Regions from separate parts of the Homo sapiens genome. Here region 2 is linked to region 1. A link is a loop called in an ENCODE intact Hi-C map of the cell type or tissue named here. Cell type or tissue: PC-9. All regions are shown on one strand. Links, peaks and the distances in the headings refer to the core of each region. The heading gives the core; the rest is flanking DNA.

Region 1 (8,328 bases), core at 60-8,059:
AATAAGGCTATTGAAAGAAAAAAAGTCATTTTAATTTTATTTTACTCTCACAGTAGGTTTTGACTAGTTCTTTTTATCATAGTGAAAATGTGTTTTTCTCTGTATTGATCAAGCTGACAGAGCACTTAAAGGATATAAAGGAAATAATAAAATACTTGAAAATGCATTATTTCTATTGTAGCAATAGAGAATAGCACATCACCAGACCCACTGTGGTAGCACTTTCTTTGCCATTTGTTACATGATTCAAGGATGATTTATTCCTCTACCTACACTTCCAGTCACATCAGCACCATCGCTGTTTGCTGTCTCAGTAAGTGCTCATCATTCTTAAGGTATTGCGGGAAGTTGATTTGGGATGGTCAAATCCCACAGGCCAACTTAAAGAATGGAAAGTCATGCACAGCTTCAGTTCCGTGTGAAATCTTTTTCTAAAGCATCTTTCCCTTGATCCTTCTTTCATATTATCAAACATCTCAAACATACACAAAAATAGAGATAATAGCAGAAAAAGGTCACTCATCCACTCCCCAGCTCCAATAAATCTTTGCCACACTTACTTTATGTATTTATTTTGGCTGAAACATTTTAAAGAAGATCTCAGATACTATGTCATTTCATCCCTACGTAGGTCAGCTTCATCACCTCATATGTCATAATCAATTCTACAGTTTTAGTTCAGCCATTTCTGGGGTTAAACAGATTTCAGCTAAATTTCAACAGAAGATCATCTTAATATTGGCAAAGTAAAATGTCACTATTGGTTAATTGGGGGCCCTATCTGGGGCTGCACTTCCCTCGGCGGGGAGCGGGTTGGGGGCACTATCCCAGACTGTATTGCCGGCAGCAGTGAGGAGGGTTAAGGGTACTATCCAGGGCTGCACTGCCCACGGGGGCGGGTGGGATGTTTCGGGTTGAGGGCGCTATGGGGTGCGGGGAGGGGGACGGTTTGGTGTGTGCTTTAGCTAGGATTTTGCTTCAGCTAGGATTTCCAGTACTATGTTAAGTAACAGTGGTGACAGTGGGCATCCTTATCATGTTCCAGATCTTAGAGGAAGAGCTTTCCATATATCCCCATCCCATGTGATTCTAGCTGTGGGTCTCTCTCGTGTGGTTTTTATTATGGTGAGGTATGTTTCTTCTGTATCCAGATTTTTGATGATTTATTTATAGCATGAAGGGATGCTGAATTTCATCAGATGCTTTTTCAGTTTCAATTGACACGATTGTACCGTTTTTGTCCTTTATTCGGTTGATATGGTGTATCCCTCTGATTTTGTGTTGAATGGCCCTTGCATCTCAGGGATACATCCCACTTGGTCATGATGAATTATCTTTTTAATGTATTGTTGAATTTGATTTGCTGGCATTTTGTTGAGGATTTTTGTATCAATATTAGAGATACTGGCCTGTAGTTTCCTTGTTTGATGTCTTTGTCTGATTTTGGTATTATGGTAATAATGGCCTCATAGAATAAGTTTGGAAGTATTCCCTCCTGTTTTTCAAAATAGTTTTGAGTAGTATTGGTACTAGGTCTGCCCTCCTGTTTTTCAAAATAGCTTTGAGTAGGATCGGTACTAGGTCTGTGAATGTGTGGTGTGAAGCCATCAGCAGTGAAGCCATCGGTTCCTGGGCTTTTCTTTACTGGGAGACTTTTTCTGATGGCTTCAATCTCATTATTTGTTACCGATCTGTTCAGGTCTTCGATGTTTTCATGGTTCAACCTAGGTAGATTGTATGCGTCTAGGAATTTGTCAGTTTCTACTAGGCTTTTTAATTAATTGGCCTATTAAATAGGCAGTTATGATCCTTTGCATTTCTGAAGCATCAGTTGTAATGTCTCCTTTTTTTATCTCTTGATTTTATTTATTTGAATCTTCTCTTTTTCTTAGTTAGCCTGACTAAAAGTTTGTCAATTTTGTTTAACTTTCCAGAAAGCCAACTTTTTGTTTAGTCTTGTGTTTTTTTATTTCAATTTTATTTTTGCTACAATCTTTATTATTTATGTTGGGTTTAGTTTGTTCTTTACTAGTTGTTTAAGGTGTATTGTTTATTTGAAGTTTTTCTTCTGTTTGGATGGTAGGCACTTATAGCTATACATTTCTGCCTTTCTACTGCTTTTTGTGTGTCATAAGTTTTGGTATATTGTGTTTTCATTACCATTTGTTTCAAGAAATTTTTCAATTGCCATCTTAGTATCTTCATTGACCCACTAGTCATTCATTCACGAATGGATTGTTTAACTTCCATGTGATTGTATGGTTTCCAAAATCACTCTCTTACTTATATCTAGTTTTATTCCTTTGTAGTCAAAGAAGATGGCCATGGAGACAGCAGCGTGGTTGAAGTGGTAGGAGGCGGCCGTCAGCAAGAGCTGCTCTGTGCCTGGCAGCTGGAGGCTAGAGCCTGTGGCGCAGCGGCTCGCCTCACTGTGGTTGGTGGTGGCGGCGACAGAGACTGCAGCACTACCAGAGTGGTACGACAGGGGCTATCTGGGGCTGGACTTCTCACAGTGGGGGGTGCGTTGGGGGTACTCTCAGAGGTGTCACTGCCTGCGTTGGGTGTACCTGTTGGTAGCACTATATGGGGCTGTGCTGCCCATGGCGGGGAGTGGGTTATGGGTGCTCTCTGGGGCTGCAGTGCCCGTGGAGGAGGACAGGTTAGGGGCACTAATCAGGTACTATGCTGCTGGCGGCTTTGTTGGGGGTGGAAGTGGGGGGCGCTATTGAGGCAGGACTAGCCATGGAGGGGGGCTAGTTGGGTGCTGTTGGGGGCTGCACTGCTGGCGGTGGTTGGTAGAGGTGGCAGCGACAGTGGTGGCATCCAAGGAAGGAGCAATTCTCCTCTCCCTGGACTCCACACTCCAGAGGGCGACCTCCTGTTGCTCATACTGGAGTGTGGCAGGTGCACAGTGTTTCCGTGGGAATCCTAAGCATGGCAGAGCCCACACCTGCCATGGTTACTGGGCCTGTGCATTCTGGGTCTGTGCCACAGAGCCTGCCTGGCACCTCTGGGTATGGAGTAGTGGACACCACAGGGAACAGGGCCCTGTGCGTGGAGGCGTCCAGAATGGGAATTGGCACCTGGATGCAGAGGGTTGGCTTGATCTCTGAGTTTCTGCTGCTCCTGCTCAACAAGGAGTGCAGCCCCGGTGGGCCCAGCGGCTCCTGTGGAGTGGGGAGCTGGGATCTGTGGTGTCTCCAGCACCCACCTTAGGCCCCAGTTCCTGGCTAGCTTGGGCCAAAAGGAGAGGCTGGACTTTGGAGGCTGGGTGTGAGTGCCTTTGCTGAAACTGGCCTCTGCCACCCAGTGGCTCACATGACAAGGTGAGGCTCTGACGCTACCACCCTTTGCATCTTCCTCTAGGCTCTTCTGGCTTTGTCTGCCCAGCTGCTCCATGCCAGGAGGAGGAGGAGACACCTGCCATACACTGAAGGTTGCAACACTGCAGCTCGCCTCACTGAAGCATGCCAGAGAGGTAGGAGGGTGGCAACACTAGGAAGGCAGGTGGCAGCAGCCAGGGTGGGGGCAGGCCTATGGCAGTGGTGGAGCTGCGGCAGTGGCCAGGTGGCAGGAGCCTTGTAGGGAGGGCCGGTGCATTGGCATTCAGCCTGGCCCCGCCCTGTCCTGGACTGCCCTACTGTTACCTGGCTGTCTTGGCCCTGCCCTACCCTGCCCTGGCCCCACCCTGGCCCTGTCTTAGCCCTGTGTTATTGTGTCCCTGCCCTGGCCCTGCCCTTGCACTGGCCCTTCCCTGGCTCAGGCTGTGGCCCTGCGTCTGCCCTGGACCTTCCCTGAATCTGTGCTGGCCCGGCCTTGGCTCTGATCTGCTCCTTGTGCTGACCCTGGGCCTGCCATGGCCCTGGCCCTGCCAAAGGTCATGGTCCTGGTCCTGTTCTGGCCCTGACCTGGACTTGGACATGTCCTGGCCCTGATTTGTCCCAGCCCTGCCTTGGCCCGTCCCTGCCCTGGCCCCACCATGTCCCTGCCTGTTCTGCCCTCTGCCGGCAATGACCTCGCCCTGCCATGGCCCAGTTGTGCCATTGCCCTGCCTTACCCTGCCCTGGTTGTCCCCTGGCCCCTCCTGGCACTGGCCGCTCCATGGGCCTGCCCTGACTCTGCCGTGGCTTTTGCCCGGCCCTCACTATGGCCTGGTTCTGGCCCTGTCCTGGCCCCGCCCAGGCCCTGGCCCTGACCCTGGTCCTTCCATATCCCTGGCCCTGACCGTTATCCAGGCCCTGTCCCTGCTGCTGCCATATCCCTGGCCTGGGACCTGGCCCTGCCAGGGACGTGCCCTGACTCTGCCATGGCTCTGGCCCTACTCCGCCTTAGTCCTGGTCCCGACCTAGACCCTTTCCTGGCTCTGCCCTGGCCATGGTCGAAATGTCCTGGTCCTGAGCTGGCACTGGTCGGTCCCTGGTCTTGGCACCACACGCTCTGCCGTGCTCTGGCTGTGTCATCACCCTGCCCTGGACCTGCCCTTGTCCTACTCTGGTTTGACCCTGCCATGGACCTACCTTGGCCCTCACGCTAGCCTTGGCTAGGCCGTGCTCTGGACCTGGCCGTAGCCCAGACCTGGTTCTGGCCCTGGCCCTTGCCCTGGCCTTTGTCCTGCCATAGCCCTGGCCCTGGCCCTGAACTGGACTTGGAGATGTCCTGGCCCTGAAGTGACCTGGCCCTGCCTTGGCCTATCCCTGCCCTGCCCCTACCATCACCTTGCCCTGTTCTGCCCTGTCCCGGCAGTGACCCAGCCTTGCCATTGCCCTGCCCTACCCTGACTTGGCTGTTCCCTGGCTTGGCTCTGGACCTGGCTGTGCCCTGGACATCCTCGGACACTGCCTCAGCCCTGGCACTAGCCTGGCCCTGCCTTGGCATCATGGGCCCTGCCCTGTCTATGGACCAGCTCTGGTCCTGTCCTGCACTGGCCATACCACGCCCTTCCCTGCCCTGACTCAGCCCTGGCCTTGGCCTTACCCCTGGTCCTGCCATATTTCTCATCCTGTCCCTACCCTGGCCTTGGCCCTGACCCTTACCCTGCTCTGGCCCTGCCCTTGTTCTGGCCCTACCCTTGCCCTACCCCAGACCCTGCTCCTGTCCTGGCCCTGGCCCTTCCCTGCTTGAAACCTTACCCTGGTTCTGCCCTGGCCCTGACCCTGAAATGCCTGGCCCCACCCTGGCCTTGCACTGCTTGGCCCTTCCCCTGATTCTGGCCCTGTCACCGTCCTAGCCCCAGCCCTGTCACTGGTCTTGCCGTGGCCCAGACCCTTCCTTGGCCCTGCCCTGCCCCTGTTCTGGACCCTGGTTGTACCATGAACCTGCACTGTCCTTGCCCGTGTTTTGCTCCTGCCCCAAACCTGGTCCTGCCCCTGCCATGGTGATGGTCCTGGCTCTGCCCTGGCCATTCCCTGGCCCTGCCCTGGTATTGGCAATGTCCTGGCCCTGCCCTGGCTCCTAACTGCCCTGGCTTTTTCTTGGCCCTGTGCTACCTTGGCTCTGCCATGCCGTGGCCCTGCCTCTGCCTTGGCTCTGCTCTGGGCAAGGCCTTGGCCTTCAGCCTGGCCCTGCCCTGGACCTGCCCTACCATTACCTGGCCTGTCCCGGTCCTGCCCTGCCCTGGCCAGGACCTTCCCTGAACCTGCACTGGCCCTGCCTTGGCTCTGGCCCTGTCTCTTGTCGTGACCCTGGTCCTGCCAATGGTCACGGTCCTGGTCCTGTTCTGGCCCTGAGCTGGCCTTGGACATGTCCTCGCCCTGATTTGTCCTGGCCCTGCTTTGGCTCTTTCCTGCCCTGGCCACACCATGGCCCTGCCTGTTCTGTCCTCTCCTGGCGCTGACCTCACCCTGCCATGGCCCATTGGTACTGTTGCCCTGCCTTACCCTGCCCTGGTTGTGCCCTGGCCCTGCCTGGCGCTGGCCCCTCCCTGGACCTGCCCTGACCCTGCCTTGGCTTTTGCCCTGCCCTCACTATGGCCTGGTTCTGGCCCTGTCAAGTACCTGCCCTGACTCTGCCATGGCCCTGGCCCTGGCCCTGCTCTGCTGTGGTTCTGGCCCTGACCCAGACCCTTTCTTGGCTCTGTCCTGGCCCTGGCCTTTTCCTGGCCCTGAGCTGGCACTGGTCGGCCCCTGGTTTTGGCACCACATGCCCTGCCGTGCTCTGGCTGTGTCATCACCCTGCCCTGGCCCTGTCCTTGCCCTACTCTGGCTTTGACCCTGCCCTGGCCCTACCTTAGCCCTCACCCTAGTCTTGTCTTGGGCCTGGACATAGCACAGACCTGGCTGTGGCCCTGGCCCTACCATGGCCCTGTCCCAGACCCTGGCCCTGCCAGGTACCTGTCCTGGCCCCGCCCTTGCCCTTCCCCTTTTCCTGGCACTGGCCTTGGACATGACCGTGGTCCTAACCCTGGCCCTGCCCTGGAGCTGCCACTGTCTTGGCCCTGCCCTGGCCCTACATCTACCCTGCTTCTGGCCCTGGCCCTGCCCCAGCCATAGACCTGCCCTGGTTGGCCCTGCCCTGCCTTCGCCCTGTGCTACTCTAGGCCTGCTGTACCCTCCTCTGCCCTGAGTTTGGCCCTGCCCTGACCTTGCCTTGGCCCTCACACTGGCCCTAGCACAGACCTGGCCCTAGCCCTGGCCTTGGCCTGGCATTGACCCCTGTTCCTGACCTTGGTCCTGCCATGGCCCTGGCCCTGGCCCTGAACTGGTTCTACCCTAACCCTGACAGATTACATTAGAATATTATTTAAAATTTTTATTTTAGATTTTTAAGATAACTATAGTAGTAATAATACATCATATGCTATTTATAATAGTAATAGTATTTGTAGTAGTTAATAATCGCTAAAATTTTAACCAGTACTTTCTTTGCTCCTGGTACTGTTCTAAGAGTATAGCTGTATAAATTTGTATATATGTGAGGCATTAATTCTCACAATAACTCTATAGGCTGGGTACTTACAGCATCCCCACTTCCAAATGTAAGAAACAGTCATAAAGAGGTTAAATACTTGGCCTGGCGCAGTGGCTCACACCTGTAATCCCAGCACTTTGGGAGGCCAAGGCTGTCGCATCTCTTGAGCTCAGGAGTTCGGGACCAGCCTGGGCAACATTGTGAAACCCTGTCTCTACTAAAAATGCACAAAAATAGGTGATTGATTTGTTTACGTTCCTTATAGGATTCTGGTTATAAAACATTGGTCAGATACACAGTTTGCACACACTTTCTTCCATTCTGTAGCTTGTCTGTTCAGTTGTTTGGTGATGGCTTTTGCTCTGAGTCAGCTCTTCCAGAAGTTTATTAGATTCCACTTGTTAAGCCCTGTTGTTTTGGCGTTGCTGTTGGGAAACTCAGCCGTATCAATTCTTTGCCCAAGCCCATGTCAAGAAGGGTATTTCTCAGGTTTTCTTGTAGGATTTTTATAGCTCAAGGCCTTCCATTGGCATCCTTCATTTGCCTTGAGTTGATTTTTGTATAGGGTGAAGGTAAGGGCCCAGGGATATTCCTTTGCACGTGGCTGTGCACTTTCCCAGCACCATTGATTCGATAGAGAGTCCTTTCTGCATGGCTTATCTTCCTGGATGTTATCAAAGATCAGGTGGTTTTTGGTGTGTGGGTGTACTTGTGAGTCCTCCTTTCTGTTCCACTGGTCTGTGTGGTGGAAACGGGTCCCTAGCTTTTCCCTGACACTGGAAATCGGGGAGTGTGATGCATGCGATGGAGTCTGGACGTCTTAGGATTGCTTTGGAAATTTAGGAAATTTCATGGTCTCACGTGAGTTTTACCATTGCTTATTCATATTTCTTGAATCGCATTTGCCAAATAGTAAATGATTACACTGTGAGGATAGATTGGGACATGTTGGTCCACGCGTACACTGTGGAATGATGACATCATGCTATTGAGTGTCTCCATGACCTCATACCGCTGTGAAAATCTCTTTGTGGAGGCCGGGCACAGTGGCTCATGCCTGTAATCCCAGCACTTTGGGAGGCCGAGGCAGGCAGATCATGAGGTCAGGAGTTTGAGACCAGCCTGACCAACATGGTGAAACCCCATCTCTACTAAAAATACAAAAATTAGCCAGGTGTGGTGGTGCGTGCCTGTAATCCCAGCTACTCAGGAGGCTGAGGCAGCAGAATTACTTGAACCTGGGAGGCGAAGGTTGTAGTGAGCCAAGATTGGCCACTGCACTCCAGCCTGGGTGACTGAGCAAGACTCCGTCTCAAGAAAAAAAAAGAAAAAGAAAAAGAAAATTTCTTTCTGATGAGAACATTCTGAATCCTCCTTTTCAAGCTTTTTGGAAAGAGGTGCAATGATGCCATGAACTGTCAT
Region 2 (8,328 bases), core at 320-8,319, 170 kb after region 1:
ATCTCCTGCTGGGTCCCTTCTGCCATCGCCATGGCCTGGAAATGTTTGCTAGTCCCCACCCCACCCCCATGTCCACACTCAGTGCCCAGGTCTTTATTTTTATTTTGTTAGAAGTGATAATGTCACTATGGTTATGTATGAGATCATGTCCTTGTTTCTCCAGAGATGCAAGCTAAAGGATTTAATTTGGAAGGGTTCAAATTCAAATATAAAGAACAAAGAAATATGTCAAAATGTTAACAGTGGTTGAATCCAGGGGCTGGGTGTAAGTGTGCTCATTGTACTGTTCTCTCTTATCTATCTATCTATCTATCTATCTATCTATCTATCTATCTATCTTATATATAGATAGATAGATATATACACACAAACAGATTTTTTTCTTTCTTTAGAGAGAAAGTCTCACTCTGTTGCCCATATTGGAGTGCAGTGACATGATCACAGCTCACTGCAACCTCAAACTCCTGGGCTCAGGTGATCCTCCCTCCTCAGCCTCCTGAGTAGCTAGCACTACAGGTGCTCGCCGTCATGCTTGGCTAATTATCGTTATTTTTGTGTAGAGATAGTAGTCTCACAGTGTTACCCAGGCTGGTCTCAAATTCCTGGCTTCAAGCCATCCTCCTGTTTTGGCCTCCCAAAGTACTGGGATTACAGATGTAAGCCAGTACCCTCAGCCCTGTTCTTTCTATGTATCTCTATATTTGAACTTTTTCACAATAAAAAGGTTAGAGGTAAGTTGACCTGAATTGATTGGACCCATTTTCTCATCCATCACATTGGGGCTGTGAGTGGGAGGGGCAGTGAATGACCTCCTAAAGCTGTGTCCGCTCAGTGCCTCTGGGGGAAGCTGCCCCCTGTGAGCCTGGAGCTGGGTGTTCCCAGCAGGCGGAGTCCTTGACTCTGGAAGGCAATTGCCTTTGGCTTCAACAGTCCTGCAAGTCACAAGGCTTGTTGACCACGGTGACCCTTTCTGAGAGCCAGCGGAGGAAGAGGGCGGGCATAGGGTCAGGTCTTAAGAGATCAGGTCAGTCTGCTCAAACCAGGTGGGCTCAGGAGGAGCCGGCGAGGGTCCCGCTGCAGCTCCCGAAACGCTGTTTCCAGGCGGCAGTCAGCAGTTGGGCACGAGAGGATATCCTAGCAAGCCTCCATCCCAGAAAGTTACACCTCTTACTGCCCGAGTCCCACCCCTCAACACTGAGCCCACCTCTTCAGTCCTGTAGTGAGGGGTTCTGGGAACCCCTTGTAACTGCCCGCCTTCCTCGGAGGTCTCAGAGGCCCTAATTGCGTCTTCCGATGGGAACAACCATGAGAGCAGGGTGTGGACGGAAGTCCCCCAGCCCCAGCGGGGTTCACTCTTTGCCTCCTCACTCTGCGAGGGTCCCTTACTACAGCTAAAAGGCAATTCATGCAGTCCAAAGGCTCCTTTCCCCTCCCGTTCTGCATGCCCTTCTCACTGTCCCCAAATGCTCATGACATGGCCTTGAGAGCAGCGCAGCGGGCAGGAAGCCCAGGCGCCTCGGAGAACCTGAAGGGCTGCAGGTCCCGGTGTCTGCGGCAGCTTCCGCATCCCTGCAGGGAACCAGCGGCTCGCTGAGCCTGGGGCTGGGCTCTGGGGGACTCCAGAGCTGGAGGCAAGTGGCGCTCACATCCGTCTCCTCACCTGCCCCACCCGTGGCCTGGGTTTAAAATCCACATACCCGTCTTTCCGCGGCCAAAGTGATGCTGCCAGGATTGGTTATGACCCCAACTGCCCCGACCCCCAGAAGTGCAAAACGAACAGGCTGGCAAGTGACCAAAAGAGACCCGGGGAGCATCTGGGCTTCCAAGGTCCTCGGTACGGCCCAAGGCAGCGAAGGACGCGCGGCTCCAGGCTGCGGGAGCCAGGACGACCGGGGGCTCCCAGAGCGCGAAGTCGCGATCCTCGGCGGTGGAGAGCTCGTGCCAAAACGTCCTCCCCTGCGCCAGTCAGGCCTTCGCGGGGCTGGCAGGCGGGCGGGGGCGGGGCCGCCGCACTTTAAGAGGCTGTGCAGGCAGACAGACCTCCAGGCCCGCTAGGGGATCCGCGCCATGGAGGCCGCCCGGGACTATGCAGGAGCCCTCATCAGGCGAGTGCCCCGCGTCCCCCTGATTGCCGTGCGCTTCCAATCGCCTTGCGTTCGGTGGCCTCATATTCCCCTGTGCGCCTCTAGTACCGTACCCCGCTCCCTTCAGCCCCCTGCTCCCCGCATTCTCTTGCGCTCCGCGACCCCGCGCACACACCCATCCGCCCCACTGGTGCCCAAGCCGTCCAGCCGCGCCCGCGGGCAGAGCCCAATCCCGTCCCGCGCCTCCTCACCCTCTTGCAGCTGGGCACAGGTACCAGGTGTGGCTCTTGCGAGGTGCGCGGGCGTCTGCAAACCAGGTGACAGCTGGCGAGTGGCTGCATGCATCTCTGGCCGCTGCTGCAGTCGCGGGCGCAGAAGAGGGTCCGGTCCCAGGAACCCCGAGCAAAGCTTCCGCGATGCGAGGGGACCGGGCTTCTGGGGGTCCTGGAAATCACAACGGGAGCTGGGCGCGGGAGGGGCCCAGGCTTGGCCCCTCCTGGAAGCGCGGGCTCTGGTCTCCGAGGGGAGGCCCCAACCGTCCGGCGGAGCCCTCCAGGTTGGTGGTGCTGGGAGAAGCGCTCCTCCTTGCCTCCGGGTCCAAGGGCGGAGACGCTGCCTGGGGAGCAGGGGGGACAAGGGGCGGGTGGACCCTGAGGAGTCTTCCCTGCGCTTCGCACCCGCTCGTGGTCGAACAGGCAGCATTGGCTATTTTCCTGCTTGGGTTAATATTCATATCCCAACAGACCCAAGCCAATTCTTGGTAAAATCCTAAGTCATTGCGTGGCAGCAACTGTAAAGTAAGGTCTAAGAGGGAGATCGTGTTTCTCTGAAGATCAAGTACCTGGAAAAGGATAGAGAACCATTTGCGGGCTTGAAGGTGCAGGCGTTCAGCGGCGCCGGGTCCCACTGTGTGTGCTACGTGTGGCGGGCAGAGAGACTACATGTGTGAAAGGGAGCGGTCCGGCTACGAAACGCAATCTATGAGCTTCCAATCCCGGGTTCTTAAATGGGAGCTGTTGTAGACACTGCAGGTTAGAAGCATCTTTCTCTTTAAAAATAAGCCCACAGTACAAGTCGGGGCGGTGGCAGGGGGACGCTGAGAAACACCTGCTTCGTGTATGGTCATTAACACGCTTAGGCCTAAAGGTCAGGGCCCTGTATCTTTTGCGTTCTTCCAGAACCATCCACACCACAGTCCCACTTCCAGGAGGGGAGGTCTTAGCAGTTTGGAATGCGTCCTTCCAACCACTTTTCCAGTGAATTCACAACACACCCACTGTTCCTCCGGAGCATGGGGGAAGGAGGTGTGGGCTGACTCGCACTAACCAATCCTGGTTGGCCTCTGAGCAGGATTCAGGCTGAGCCTGTCCCTGCCTCTGACTATTATAACAGCTCACCAAAATCCAAAATGCATCTGTGTGGGGTCTCTGTGAGGTCGTGTGAAGTGGAAGTGACTTGCTTATGAGCTGTTGACAAATGAAACATTGGGAAACCTTGAGTCTCCTAGGACACATTCCTTCCAGCTTGGCTCATCCCAGGAGTGAATGACTCTACCTGTTATGGACAAGCTGTTGCTGCAGTTCTTTGAAATCTACCTGCTTCCAGGCTGAACTACTGTCATTCTGTGAAATCTACCTGCTCCCAGGCTGAACTACTGTCATTCTGTGAAATCTACCTGCTCCCAGGCTGGACTACTGTCATTCTGTGAAATCTACCTGTTACCAAACTAAACTGGAAGAAAACAATCTGTAATTCTTGTTGAAGGGAAAACACCTTTTCTTCCCTGCCCCTCTCTAAAACCCTGTCCGGGCAAAAGAGCCAGAGGCCAGGTCCTAACATATTTGCTAATTGTGCTCTTGCTGGACTTCGGCTTCCTCTCAGGGTTCCTTAATTTAAACCAGGTCCAGGATGTCATAATTCTGTCTTTATTAGTAACTACATTTTACCAAGGAAAGAACCGAATCAATGTGCACAAAAATTTTTAAAAATCAGGTACTTGTAGTCAGTGGTGAAACCTTAACCCAGGCATTTGTTAGTCAGCTAGAATCGTTAGGGGCCTTGGTCCTGAGGAAAGCAGCCTGAGGTCTCACAACAAAGCTCCAGACATCAAGGAGGTCCACATGCAGGTTGACTATCACAGACAAAGTCTGCTCTGTTCCTGTGTTCTGCCAGTGATAACATTCCTGCCAAACGCTGAAGTTGTTATGAAGCTGGTACATGTTATAAGCTTCGTGTGAAATGGCTGCTTTCATAGCTATCTAGCACATTTTTCCTTTCCTTGAACAAGGAACTCTAGGTTTTGTGCTGCTATTTCAGTACAAATTTCACCAGTCTTCTTAGTGACATTAGTAAGGAATTAAGTATGCTACAAGTCAATCTCTCAGCTTTCTGCTTCTTGAATTTAAATTCTTATTTTAACGAAACTGCAAAGTGTTCAAAGACTTCATGGTCATGTATTGAACACTTGATAATGTCAAGCCTTTAGGTAGCTTGCGAAGAACTGAGCCATGAACCAGGCAGTCCTTGTCGGGGCGAGTTTATCTGGGGGGTAGGTGTGCTCCCACCTGCATATGTCACGTCCAAGAGCCCTAGGGGAGCCGGGCAGCAGGAAGTCTCGTCAAGGCAGCACTTGCTTCCCTGCTTCCTGCCACTGACCCCACCATCCTCTGACACTGTCTCTACAGCTCAGGGACTCTTCTCCAGGCCTGTGGAGCACTTTCCCAGCCCTCCCTTCCTTCTCTGCGTGGCTGTGCTTGACCTCACACTTCCCTCCTTGGCATTCCCTGCTGCTCTTGGTGACAGTGCTCGGTTGGCTTCTGTCCAATTCCTGTGTACTGCTTCTTCCTCCCACGGTGGCTGCCTCTTTTTCTTCCTAATGATGAGATGCAGAGTTCCCTCAGCCATCACTGCCCCCTGAATATTCCCAGGCACTATTTTACACAGCCTGTACTGCTGCCCCCTCACCCATGACACCAAAATATTTCACTTTGAGGAAGACCTTAATACTGGGCCCTTTTCCTCCATAGGTGGCATGTAAAGAAAGCTTTTTAATTCTCTGTACGGCTCAGGTTTGTTTTACTGGAGAAGAGTTCAGGTCTACTGTCAGTCTGTGGCTTGTTGGTGTATTTCACACACTTTTGGAAGTTGGCGGCGCCCTGCCTCCCTCGGGGCAGAATACAAAACCTTCCCTTCCCACCTGTTCCTGAGAGACATGCCGTTTCACAGCGTTCTATGAAGTCTGACTTTTCCTCTCTGGATTTCTGTGAAACAGCCTACTTCCTTAAACAAACTGTTTCCTTATATCTTCCCTGTTAGAGGGTTATTTCCCTTTCTGTTTCCTGTGGTTGTGTGCCCCCACTTTCACAGGAATTAGGAGCGGCAGTTCTCATGTGTGGTGTGTCTAAACGCAGGATCCTAGGGCCGCTCAGTGGCCCTGCTTTTAGGCACGGTGCTGATGGCCAGTGATAGAGATGACTCTACTCAGCGGGCTGGAGGTGACTTGGGTGGAGACGGTGGCTTGTTCATGTAGCAGCAGATTCGGTACCTGTAGGGTCCTGGAGTACATAGGCCTGGCGTGCAGAACATCTCATTCAACCCCTTTCTGTGTTACATATGAGACAGCCTTGATTTTACATAATTTGACCCAGAAATCACTCACCTCCTCCTTGACAAGAAGGTGGGGTGTAAATTTCCTTTCCTCTGTGCCCCCACCAGCCTTTCCTCCAGCAGTGACGCAGCTCTTGGTTTGGAAATGCTACAGGTGAGAACAATAGGTGTTTTTTCACTGACGATGGCAATCTTGAGGGCAGGTGAAGGCAGGGAGAACCAGAAATGGTTGCCAGCTCTTATCTTGTCAGACAGGTAAAGACCGCAGGAACCTGGAATTAATCATCTGGGCCAGGTCACCGGAGCACAGGTGCTTACGAAGGCGTGAGCATGTTCGTCCAATGAGGAGATGCAGGGCCAGGGCTGCGCCTTTGACCACTGGGGCTGGACCTAGCATTGGAAGACATGGACCATGTTCTCTCATTTCTCTGATTTTGGCCTAGCATCTTTCACTCAGTAAATAGATGGCGTGCTGACAGGCGCTGTGGGAAAGTAGGAGATGCACCGCCAGACTCCGTGAGACAGATGCTAGAGGCCTTGTGCAAGACTGTGGTGACTTCCTGCCTTGGGGGCGAAGAGGGGCTCTTTCTCGCTGCTGAGGCCGGGCCCTTCTCTCTTGTGGGAGCCGCGTCTTCTGGCCAGGTGCCGCACCGCTGGGTGGAAGCCGGAGCTGGATTCAGACCCTGGTCTAGCCTTTGCTGCCCTGACGATTCGCCTCCTGCTTTCCCCAGGCCTAGGTTTCACTGTAAGGTGGATCCCAAGGAGTGGTAAGGCAAGGCGCTAGCTCTCACACACGAGGGTTTGGCATCCAGCGGCACTTGGGCCTTTCTGTCACCCTCCTTGAGGGGACTTCAGCTAGTTTAAATTTCAGCTGCCATGATGAGGTGGAGGCGACGCCAGGGTTCTGAACGTGAAATGTAACACAGCCCGTCCTCACCGCCCTCTCCCCCCGGGTCACCAGGAGTGAGAGTGTGCCCGAATTCCCCGTGGTGTCAGCACAGCAGTGTTGTTTATGGCATTGTGTAACTGAGAACCCTGCGTCACTCTCTTAATCGAGGTGACAGTTCAGAAGCTGTGTGCCAGTCCTGGGGCCGCGTTGGTGCACAGCCCGGCCGGGCGAGGCTCTGATTGGCTAGGTGGGTCCCTGGCAAACGTGTGCGGGTCATTCTGACAGGTCCGGAGCCCCAACCCAGCACATTTCCCTCGGGCTTGCCTCATTGAAAACAAACTGTGTAGCAACTTTGTCTACCCAGAAGGGAAAGGCGTTGAGGGCATGAACTCGAAGCGCTGCTGTGCTTTCAGCCATAGAGCAGCTTTTCCGCACAGCCCTCTAGATAGATGTTTATTGCTTGAGATTTGAAGTTCAGAGGATGGATAACAAAACAACCTGCTCCCACAACCAAAAAAAGTCTTGGCTTTGGACAGACCTGGGATCAGGTTTTATCTTTTTCCCTTATTGACTGGCCCACTTGGAGAAGCCACTCTGAGCCTCAGTTTTCTCATCCGTGAAGTGGGGCAATAGTTTCCTTGCAAGGTTGTGAGGATAATTTGCTAATATTAATTAATATTGAATTAATGGGCATGGTGGTGCACACCTGTAATCCCAGCACTTAGGGAGGCCAAGGTGGGCAGATCACGAGGTCAGGAGTTGGAGACAAGCCTGAACAACATGGTGAAAACCTTTTCTTTACTAAAAATACAAAAATTAGCCAGGCATGGTAGCGGGCGCCTGTAACCCCAGCTACTCAGGAGGCTGAGGCAGGAGAATTGCTTGAACCCGAGAAGCAGAGGCTGTAGTGAGCCCAGATGGCATCACTGCACTCCAGCCTGGGCAACAGAGCGAGACTCTGTCTCCAAAAACAAACAAACAAAAATTGAACTAACATTAACAAGAGCTGAAATTGCTAATACACTGCTGGCCATGGTGCTTAGATGCCAGCAGTTATGAGGCCCTGATGTCATCCTGGCCAAGGATACTCCAGACCAAATTCTTGCCAATGACCTTGGTCTGGTTCTAGAACGACACTTTGTTGGTGAGGCACCTGGAGAAGGCACAAACACTCACGATTATGGAAAGCCTGAAACTGGGATCAAGCTGGTAGCGTGAACTCAACAAGGCGATTTTTGAGAGCCAGCTTGTTACTCTACTCTCAGGTTTTTGGTCTGTTTTTTGTTTGTTTGTTTGTTTGTTTGTTTGTTTGTTTGTTTTAGAGACAGTGTCACTCTTTTGCCCAGGCTGGAGTGCACTGTGGCCCCAATCTAGGGCTCGAGCAATCCCCTTGCCTCAGCCTCCCAAGTAGCTAGGACTACAGGCATGCACCACCACGCCTGACTAATTTTTTTTTTCAATTTATTTTTTGTAAAGATGAGGGTCTCACTATGTTGCCCAGATTGGTCTCTAACTCCTGGGCTCAAGTGACCCTCCTGCCTCAGCCTTCCAAAGTGCTGGGATTACAGGCATGAGCCATTGCACCCAGCCAACTATCGGTTTTTTATATTACAAACAATTTGGTAAGTCATTGAATTTTCACTTGGATCCATTTGCAGAGCTTTAAGTTAGATAATATACTATCTAAAATGTATGTGCCTACAACTAAGCTAGGTATTACAGGAAATATAACAACGAAGTCTTTATCCA

What was found. Peaks named below come from ENCODE experiments on the same cell type or tissue, not always from the same donor. Only the 100,000 strongest peaks of a DNase experiment are listed, where the experiment ranks them.
Region 2: it touches region 1 in a loop (4-fold over the local background); 4 of 110 quality-filtered maps call a loop at or near these places.

The regions. Positions count from the first base shown.
Region 1 is chr18:12,082,863-12,091,190 of GRCh38, forward strand. No RefSeq gene overlaps it. Among named protein-coding and RNA genes, the nearest start is that of ANKRD62, 6.8 kb to the right of the region's middle. RefSeq lists enhancers at 3,306-4,038, 6,186-6,686. In PC-9, for the core only: no CTCF peak of the experiment used is centred there; no DNase peak of the experiment used is centred there.
Region 2 is chr18:12,252,317-12,260,644 of GRCh38, forward strand. CIDEA (cell death inducing DFFA like effector a) reads left to right here and starts at 2,045. Exons shown (of 5, transcript NM_001279.4): 1 at 2,045-2,105. The coding sequence starts at 2,068. It overlaps LOC105371996 (a long non-coding RNA gene), which reads left to right and starts at 2,697. Exons shown (of 2, transcript XR_935158.3): 1 at 2,697-3,115; 2 at 3,263-5,140. RefSeq lists enhancers at 1,181-1,787, 5,943-6,443. In PC-9, for the core only: no CTCF peak of the experiment used is centred there; DNase peaks (open chromatin) are centred at 3,485 and 5,935; H3K27ac peaks cover 5,155 bases.